3 separate regions of the Homo sapiens genome follow, and regions 2 and 3 are each linked to region 1. A link is a contact called in ENCODE Hi-C or POLR2A ChIA-PET data. All regions are on one chromosome and are shown on one strand. Each heading gives the region's core, a stretch centred on a gene start or an enhancer-like site at or near the end of the contact. The rest is flanking DNA. Distances are from core to core; before and after follow the strand shown. Region 1 overlaps UBE2E2 (ubiquitin conjugating enzyme E2 E2). Region 2 overlaps UBE2E1 (ubiquitin conjugating enzyme E2 E1). Region 3 has its middle 43 kb from the start of UBE2E1.

Region 1 (2,541 bases), core at 16-2,515:
CATTACCACAAGAACAGTATGGGGGATACCACCCCCATGATTCAATTATCTCCCGCCAGTCCCTCCCACAACACGTGGGAATTATGGGAGCTACAATTCAAGATGAGATTTGGGTGGGGACATTGCCAAAGCATATCAGTATATATCAAAAAGAAAGGAGATTAATGTATCAAAGAGATATCTGCACCTCCATGTTTACCCAAGTACCATTCACAATAGCTAAAATATGGAACCAACCTGAGTGCCCATTAACAAATGAATGAATAAAGAAAATGTGGTATATACACACAATGGAATATTTAATTCAACCATAAAAAAGAATGAAATCCTGTCATGTGCAGCAACATGGATGGAACCACAGGCAAGGTTAAGTGAAATAAGCCCAGCAGAGAATGACAAATGTCACATGTTCTCACTCTTACATGAGAGCTAAAAATGTAGATCTCAAAAATAGAGAGTAGACTGGTAGTTACCAGAGGCCAGGAAGGGGAGTGGGGGGATCAAGAGGAAAAAAAGAATATAAATATATAAATGTATATTCACTGAACTTTACACTAAAAATGGTAAAGATGGTAAATCATGTATGTATATTTTACCTCAATTAAAAATATTTTTAAAAAAGAAATACTTGGGTAATCAAGTTCAAGACCAGCCTGGCCAACACGGTGAAACCCCGTCTCTACTAAAAATACAAAAATTAGCCAGGCATGGTGGCGCACGCCTGTAATTCCAGCTACTCGGGAAGCTGACCCAGGAGAATCGCTTGAATCCAGGAGGTGGAGCTTGCAGGGAGCCAAGATCACGCCATTGCACTCTAGTTTGGGCGACAAGAGCGAAACTCCGTCTCAGAAAAAAAAAAGAAGTACTAACGCATGCAGCAACATGGATGAACCTTGAAAATATTACACTTTGTAAAAAAAATTTTAAAAGCCAGACACAAAAAGCACACAAGATTTCATTTATACAAAATGTCCAGATAAGGCAAATCTATAGAAACAGAAAGTAGACTAATTGCTGCCGAGGGCTGGTGGTGAAAGAGCTGGGGGAAAATGGGGAAGGAGTGACTGCTAAAAGGCATGGATTATTTTTTGGGAGGTATCAAAATATTGCAAAACAGACTGTGATGATTACAAAACTCCGAGACTATACTAAAAACCTAAAAGTATAAGTGAATTTTACACTTTATATCTCAATAAAGCTGTTATCAAATAAAAGACAAAATTAAAAAGCAGCGCCAGTGTTCCATGAGCAGATTCTTGAAACACATAGAAATAGAAGTGTAAACTGCTAGTATAACTACATCCTCTTTTTTGGTTTACTTCCTCCTTTTACTTGTTCAATTACTAGACCAAAAATCAAAATCCAAATAAATCATTTTACCTTAGTCTTTTCTTCCAAAAAGTAATAAGGATTCTCTGTCATTCCCCTGCTCGTAAACCTAATACAAACTTTAGCAGTAGCAGATCATAATAGCATTTGAACAAGTTAGCTTCTCTGTGATACAGAGGAGCAAGTTATCCTTTGGATGATGACGATTTTAATTTTAATTTTTATCTGGAGATTTGCTGGCCCACTAGCTGCCAGTTCTCCACTAGCACCGAGGAAGTATAAATGAACACACTGACATGCACAGATCTAAGATCTTGCTTTTAACAATTTGTGAAGAACTGTGAAAGTTACAACCTGTAGTCATTTATAAGGGGCAGTGAATCTACCTGTTAGAGGTCTGTAAGGATAAAGCATCAATTTGACCCACTCTATCCATCTAAGCTGGTGTGCAAGGCACCAAGGTAACGAGCAATTCTAACCAACTGCCCAGCACCTCTAACTCAGCAGTAGTATGAAAACATTTATTGATCAGTGGATCTGTGAAGGCCTCAGGATAGAACCCTTGCAAATGTCATGGGTCAGTTATGTTAGCCAACATGACAGTTAAGGCCAAGAAAAATATATTCCACTACTTATAGGAAATACTCTAAGCATATACCAAATTTCACTCAAATGAAGTGTAATTTTCTATGCCTATGGCCCTACAGACGCTACGATTTTATGAGCAGAAATTTTTTCTTAGCTATAAAGTTTTGTTTTAAAATATTTACCCATTAAACTGTGAGTAATGTTTTTAAAAAGGATGACATATTTAACCCAACTTCAAAAATAAAACTATCTTACTGCATTTTTACTTCAAAGACAACAATAAAGTGAGAAAAAACTGAAATATGTAGAGGCAAATATCTCCTACATGAAATAATTCAATCTATTAAATCATTTGTAGGTGTTCTTTAAAATAATATTTGTTTATTCAAAACCTGAAAAAAAATTAACCAATACTATATTAGAATAACTTCCTCTAAAAATGCCTTACATAAAACTTTATCTACACTGAATGCTGTGATTCGGGGTGACTTGATAGTCTCAACTTCTTTAAATAACAGATTTGCACAACGCTTAAACACATACAGTTCCTTCAATATGATTCCAAAAGAAGCTTAACTAGATATCACCTAAGAGATGCACCAAAATTCAGAGGTTCCATCTAAC
Region 2 (2,541 bases), core at 26-2,525, 640 kb before region 1:
AACATAAATCAAAGACAGAAAAGTACCCTAACACAATTGCAGAGAAATATATAATTTTCAAAGTTCCTTCACAAACTTTGACTTCTTTTGATCTTTGCCTAGAATCTTTGAATCAGGAAAGGTAACATTTATCCATTTTAAAGATGAGGAAAATAAAATACATAAAATATAAAAAAGACAAGAAGAAAGTAATACAAAATAAAGAAATACATTTAAAAACAAACAAAGAGAAAAAAAAAAAAGATGAGGAGAAGGATTCAGGATTAAGTGATTTGTTTGTACAAAGTCAGAAAGCCTGGAAGTCAGTTCTGGCTAATGGCAATCCAGGTTTTCTTAAGGTGATATATTTTTACTACACCCATGAAGCTTAAAATAAAGTTACCTGTCTTTGGACTCAACACAAAAGTTGTTTAATCACAATTACTGGTCTGCCTTTCCTACCTTATTATTTCATTTCTCTTTCACATTTGGATGGAAGCCAGGATTAAATAAGAACAAGAAAATCTTGTGATCTGCCAAAAGGTGTTATTTAAATTTCTTAATACCAAAAATTAAATCACTTTATTTGCAGAAATCAATTAGGTGAAAATAAAAGCATACCACACACAGTACTTAGTGTGGAGAGGAATTTCGATAATAATGTGACAACTCCAAAAATGCAGAGAATCCCCCACCTTAATGAAAACCAAAGACATTTTGGGGAAACAAGCATCAGTTCAATTACAGTCCAAACGTTATGCCCCTAAGCTGCAAAGAGAACAAGAAAGATGCACAATTCTTTTTTCCCCCTAGAGCTAAAAAAAAGCAGGTATAGAACATGAGACCTACTTTCTCCAGCTCAGAAGTTAGGTTGGTCCCACAGTCCAGGAATTCAGATCCACTTCACTCTATTCCATTCTAGTTCACAGTGGCACTGGGAGGTCCAGCAGTCATTAGAATGACCTGCACTGAAATGTGAGGTCAACCCCTGCCTGAGGATACAATATCACCCACTGCTCAATGCTCTGTGAAGCTGAGGCCTCTGCAACTTCTTTGTTCCCTCCCTCTCCACTGCAGGATCCACAACTCAGAACTACCAGGAAATAACAGGGTCAGGAGGTGAGGAGAGCTATTTACTGCACTTGGGGGAATCACTGGCTTCTTTCTTGGCCCCGGCTGGCCTGGAGAGACAAGAGGAAGGCTGTTTATATTTGCATAGGGCTGAGAGACTGAATGAGTGAGGTTATGCCCTGCATGTCAAATACAGGGCTGGGCTTGGAGGGGAGGGTCTGGTTGCTTTCTCATTGCCAACTCTTTCACCCAGGCGAATCCTTGGTCCTGCTGTCTACACACACCCTTCTAGCTGAGCAGTAGACAATAGCTTTCAAAAGGCTAGATGCTGCAGCAGCAGCAGCAGCTAAAGAGGCCCACAGATGGAGGGCTGATGTGGGACATTTCACAGCTACCTAAACGTAACAAGCCTAGAATGACTGGTAAGCAAATACTGGTGGCCACTGGTCAGGCACGAAACTGGCTTGTAAGTTAACAGACGGCAGAGTCATATGCTACTTCATGTTGGTATCAGTTGGTTTCTAAAATGATTCAAACAGTCATTTAATACCAAGAAGTCCAAAGCATTATCCCCAAACAGAGAAGGGTGCTGACTTACAAACATGTCCTATTCCAGCCAAGTGCTCACAGGTGTGAGCCAGCACTTTGGAAGTCCGAGGCAGGCAGACTGCTTGAGCCCAGGAGTTAGGGACCAGCATGGGCAACATTGTGAGACCTCATCTCTAAAAAAATACAAAACACAGCCGGGCATGGTGGCATGCACCTGTCATCGCAGTTACTCGGGAGGCTAAGGCGGGAGGATCACCTGAGCCCTAGGAAGTTGAGGCTGCAGTGAGCCGAGATTGCACCACTGCACTCCGGCCTAGGTGAGTGACAGAGTGAAACTCCATCTCAAAAAAAGGACTAAGTCTTAACTGACTGAAGAGTCTCCTGCTAGCCTTGAAGAAGCAAGCTCCTATGACATAAACTACCTAAGAAAAGGGCTAGAGAACTATGAGCGGCCTCTAGGAGTTGCCTGGGCCTCAGTCCCATAGCTGCAAGGAACTGAATTCTGTCAACAACTATGTGACCTTGTAAGAGCTACAGATGAGGACACAGGCCAGCTGACTCCTTGACTACAGCCAAGAGAGACCCTGAGCAGAGGGCTCAGCTAAGCTATGCCTGGATTCCTGACCCACAGTAACTGTGAGATACTAAATGTGTGTATTGTTTTGGGCTGCTAAATTTGCAGTAATTTGTTACACAGAAAGAGAAATCCTGACAGTCTGAAATTTATTTTCAGAAGAAGTTGAAACAGAGGGTCTCTGCACCAGTGGTCATTAACATGGATGAGGGCAGAGGTGCTGTACTGAAAAAGAGCTTATGCATGCAGGACAGTAAGACCCCAGTTTTCTTTCTCCACTCAGCTCCCAGAACACAGGCCGGCCTTCGCCCTCCAGGCAGTCTCTTCTGGGGAATATGAGCGACTCAGAGGAAAGACCTTTCTAACTA
Region 3 (2,541 bases), core at 18-2,517, 540 kb before region 1:
TTATTTTGCCCCAATTAGAGATGAACTATGGGGGGCTCTAGCAGAGAATAGCAAAGACCCCTGTGGAACTATGAGATCCCTGTAAATATTCTGAGATGCAACTACATAGCTTCAGACCCTGGAATGGGAGGGAAACCCCTGCATAGGGAGCAGTAAATTACCAACTTCTCCAGTAAATGAGAAAGTGACTCTGCTGGCCACTGGGAGCGGGGCTGCAGAAGCCCTATGAGGTTTTCTGGAGGAATCCTGCTTCCGTTCCTTCCCATTTCCCAGGTTTGGCTCAACACCGTGATCCATGGTTACTGCGACCCTCAGGAAATTGCTGCTGTGGGAGCCTCCTCTTTTCCCAATCTACCATGCATACTCTTATTAGTCTTCAGACAATAATAATAATAATAATAATAATAATTATTATTATTATTATTATTATTTTGATGGAGTCTCGCTCTGTCGCCCAGGCTGGAGTGCAGTGCGCGATCTCGGCTCACTGCAAGCTCCGCCTCCCGGGTTCATGCCAATCTCCTGCCTCAGCCTCCCCAGTAGCTGGGACTACAGGCGCCTGCCACCATGCCCGGCTAATTTTTGTGTTTTTAGTAGAGACGGGGTTTCACCGTGTTAGCCAGGATGGTCTCCATCTCCTGACCTCGTGATCCGCCCGCCTCGGTCCCCCAAAGTGCTGGGATTACAGGCGTGAGCCACCGCGCCCGGCCTCAAAAATTAATTTTGAAAATAATGATATAATCTTTAAAAGAATTGTATTTCCAGTGGGCAGCACTCGCTTGATACAGAGCAGCAGGGCCATGTAACCTGGCTTCTAAATCATCACCTCTTTGGGTCCGCACGTATTTTTTATTTTTTATTTTTCATGCTTCAAATGCACCTTTGCAGAAGGAGATGAACTGGGGGACATGTTAGCGCCTCCACGGGCCTGCTGAGCTCTGTTGGCTGCGTGTGCTAAAAATAACTGGAGAGGTTAAAAAAATGTTGAAGCAGATTTAGGGGCTCTTCTGGAAAATGAAACACAGAAGCTGGGCCCTGGGTGGTTCTATTTAAAGCCGATCATCATCTCATCCATTCCTGTGGATTTACATGCGAAGACTCTACTCCCCAGCGGCTGGCTGAGGGAAGGAGGGTCTGATCTGCGTTAGGACTCACCTCCTCCCACGACCCTCTGCAAAGCAGCAGCTGTCCAGAGAAAAAGGAGTGCGCTGGGTCTGGCAAGCAGCTCAGTTCTTTCCTTCCACAATTGTCCCTTTGAATTGAGGAAAGCGAAAATAAAGTTTTCAAGGCCAATTTCACAATTTCATCTTCTGTGAAAAGCAAAATCAACGAGGCTATGAAAAATTACAAGCAGTTAAAACACTTTCATGTCGTCTTTCCCAGAGAGAGAGAGAGAGAGAAAGAGAGGAAATCAGACTGCTTTGTTCAAAGCAACGGCCAACTCAAGCCCTTTTTTTTCTTTCTTTCTTTTCCTTTTTTTTTTTTTAAACACATCTGGTCTCAATCTTTATACACCAGTGGACAAAAGCAATTAGACAGCTCTGTTTTCCACGTCATAATAATGGAAGTCATATATTTTCCATGGCTGTCTCATTTGGTTACCCAGCTCTGCAGAAATGGACTAAATGGAATTTAAAATGTGGGTCTTTTCTTGACAGTGTTGTTAGTGACCTGAGGGATAAGTGCTCCAGCATCTTCTAGAACCACCAGAAGTGAAAGAATAGATATTGCAAGTGTAGGCAAATAAACCTCAACGTAATTTACATGCCTGTGGGACAGGCCCTTCACAATCCTGTCTTTCCAACAAGCCCGGGGGGACAGGGATGCCTTTTTAGGATGGGTTCAGATTTGGAACGATCTCTTGACAAATCTGCTAGAGGATGCTAGAGGAGCTTTCATTTAAGGTGAAACTTCCGCTTTCTCATTGTATTGGTGAGAATTCTCTTGGTTGCCAGGGAGAGTCAACCTAACCCAGCCTGAGTAAAACAGAGAATTGGTTCGTATAACTAACCATAAGAAGACGAATCTGGTCAGACTCAACTGATTCCGAGGCTTCTTGCAATGCTATCTTCTTTTCTGCTCCCTCCACCTCTCCCGAGATTAGCAACTCCAAGAAAAGGATTGGCTTGGTATCAACAGTTCCAGCAATAATTCTGTAGTTATTCTCACTAAGTCAGGTGCCCATCCTTAAAATGGCTACAGGCTTGGGTCAGTGGTCCATTCCTGAAGATGAGAGTGGGGTCTGCTCCATCAAACCACAGGACTGAGATTGGGTAGGGCCTGACTCCACGAAAGAAAATTGTGTTTCAGCTTCAAAAGAAGAAGGGATGGATGCAAGATGCCATAGCTAGCCTATGTGGGACCCTTGTGAGTTGGAAACAGGCACCCCCTCCAGGCTGATGCAGACCTATGCCCCCACTTCTTGGGGAGCAGATGGCACCTTTGACCTGCCTTCCTCTGGGCAGAAGAAAACCCACACCTAGGACAGATAGTTGAGTGAGCAGAACTAAAGGTGGATATTGACTCAATTGACTCCTTGGC

The links. A loop is a pair of places that touch in the nucleus more often than their neighbours do. ChIA-PET counts read pairs that join two places held with the same protein, here RNA polymerase II (POLR2A). Pooled maps may share reads with other maps.
Region 2: a loop to region 1 is called in a map with no recorded cell type, with 2.4 times the contacts of the local background. The contact joins two enhancer-like sites. A Hi-C loop is called at or near these places in 3 of 37 single-sample maps with no recorded cell type.
Region 3: a pooled map shows a loop between it and region 1 (8-fold over the local background). The contact joins two enhancer-like sites. A Hi-C loop is called at or near these places in 3 of 37 single-sample maps with no recorded cell type and 4 of 50 pooled maps. POLR2A ChIA-PET finds 5 or more read pairs at or near these places in 3 of 52 experiments (AG04450, HEK293 and OCI-LY7).

The regions. Positions count from the first base shown.
Region 1 is chr3:23,219,960-23,222,500 of GRCh38, reverse strand. The region is part of intron 3 of UBE2E2 (ubiquitin conjugating enzyme E2 E2); the gene reads right to left. Among named protein-coding and RNA genes, the nearest start is that of UBE2E2, 18 kb to the right of the region's middle. Within about 2 kb of position 1,265, at least 3 of the 41 ENCODE cell types and tissues checked have a DNase peak (open chromatin) inside an H3K27ac peak, as active enhancers do; they include OCI-LY7, where a contact is called at or near this core.
Region 2 is chr3:23,864,770-23,867,310 of GRCh38, reverse strand. The region is part of intron 3 of UBE2E1 (ubiquitin conjugating enzyme E2 E1); the gene reads right to left. Among named protein-coding and RNA genes, the nearest start is that of NKIRAS1, 51 kb to the left of the region's middle. RefSeq lists an enhancer at 1,600-2,359. Within about 2 kb of position 1,275, at least 8 of the 41 ENCODE cell types and tissues checked have a DNase peak (open chromatin) inside an H3K27ac peak, as active enhancers do.
Region 3 is chr3:23,761,862-23,764,402 of GRCh38, reverse strand. No RefSeq gene overlaps it. Among named protein-coding and RNA genes, the nearest start is that of UBE2E1, 43 kb to the left of the region's middle. RefSeq lists a silencer at 1,088-1,137. Within about 2 kb of position 1,267, at least 11 of the 41 ENCODE cell types and tissues checked have a DNase peak (open chromatin) inside an H3K27ac peak, as active enhancers do; they include OCI-LY7, where a contact is called at or near this core.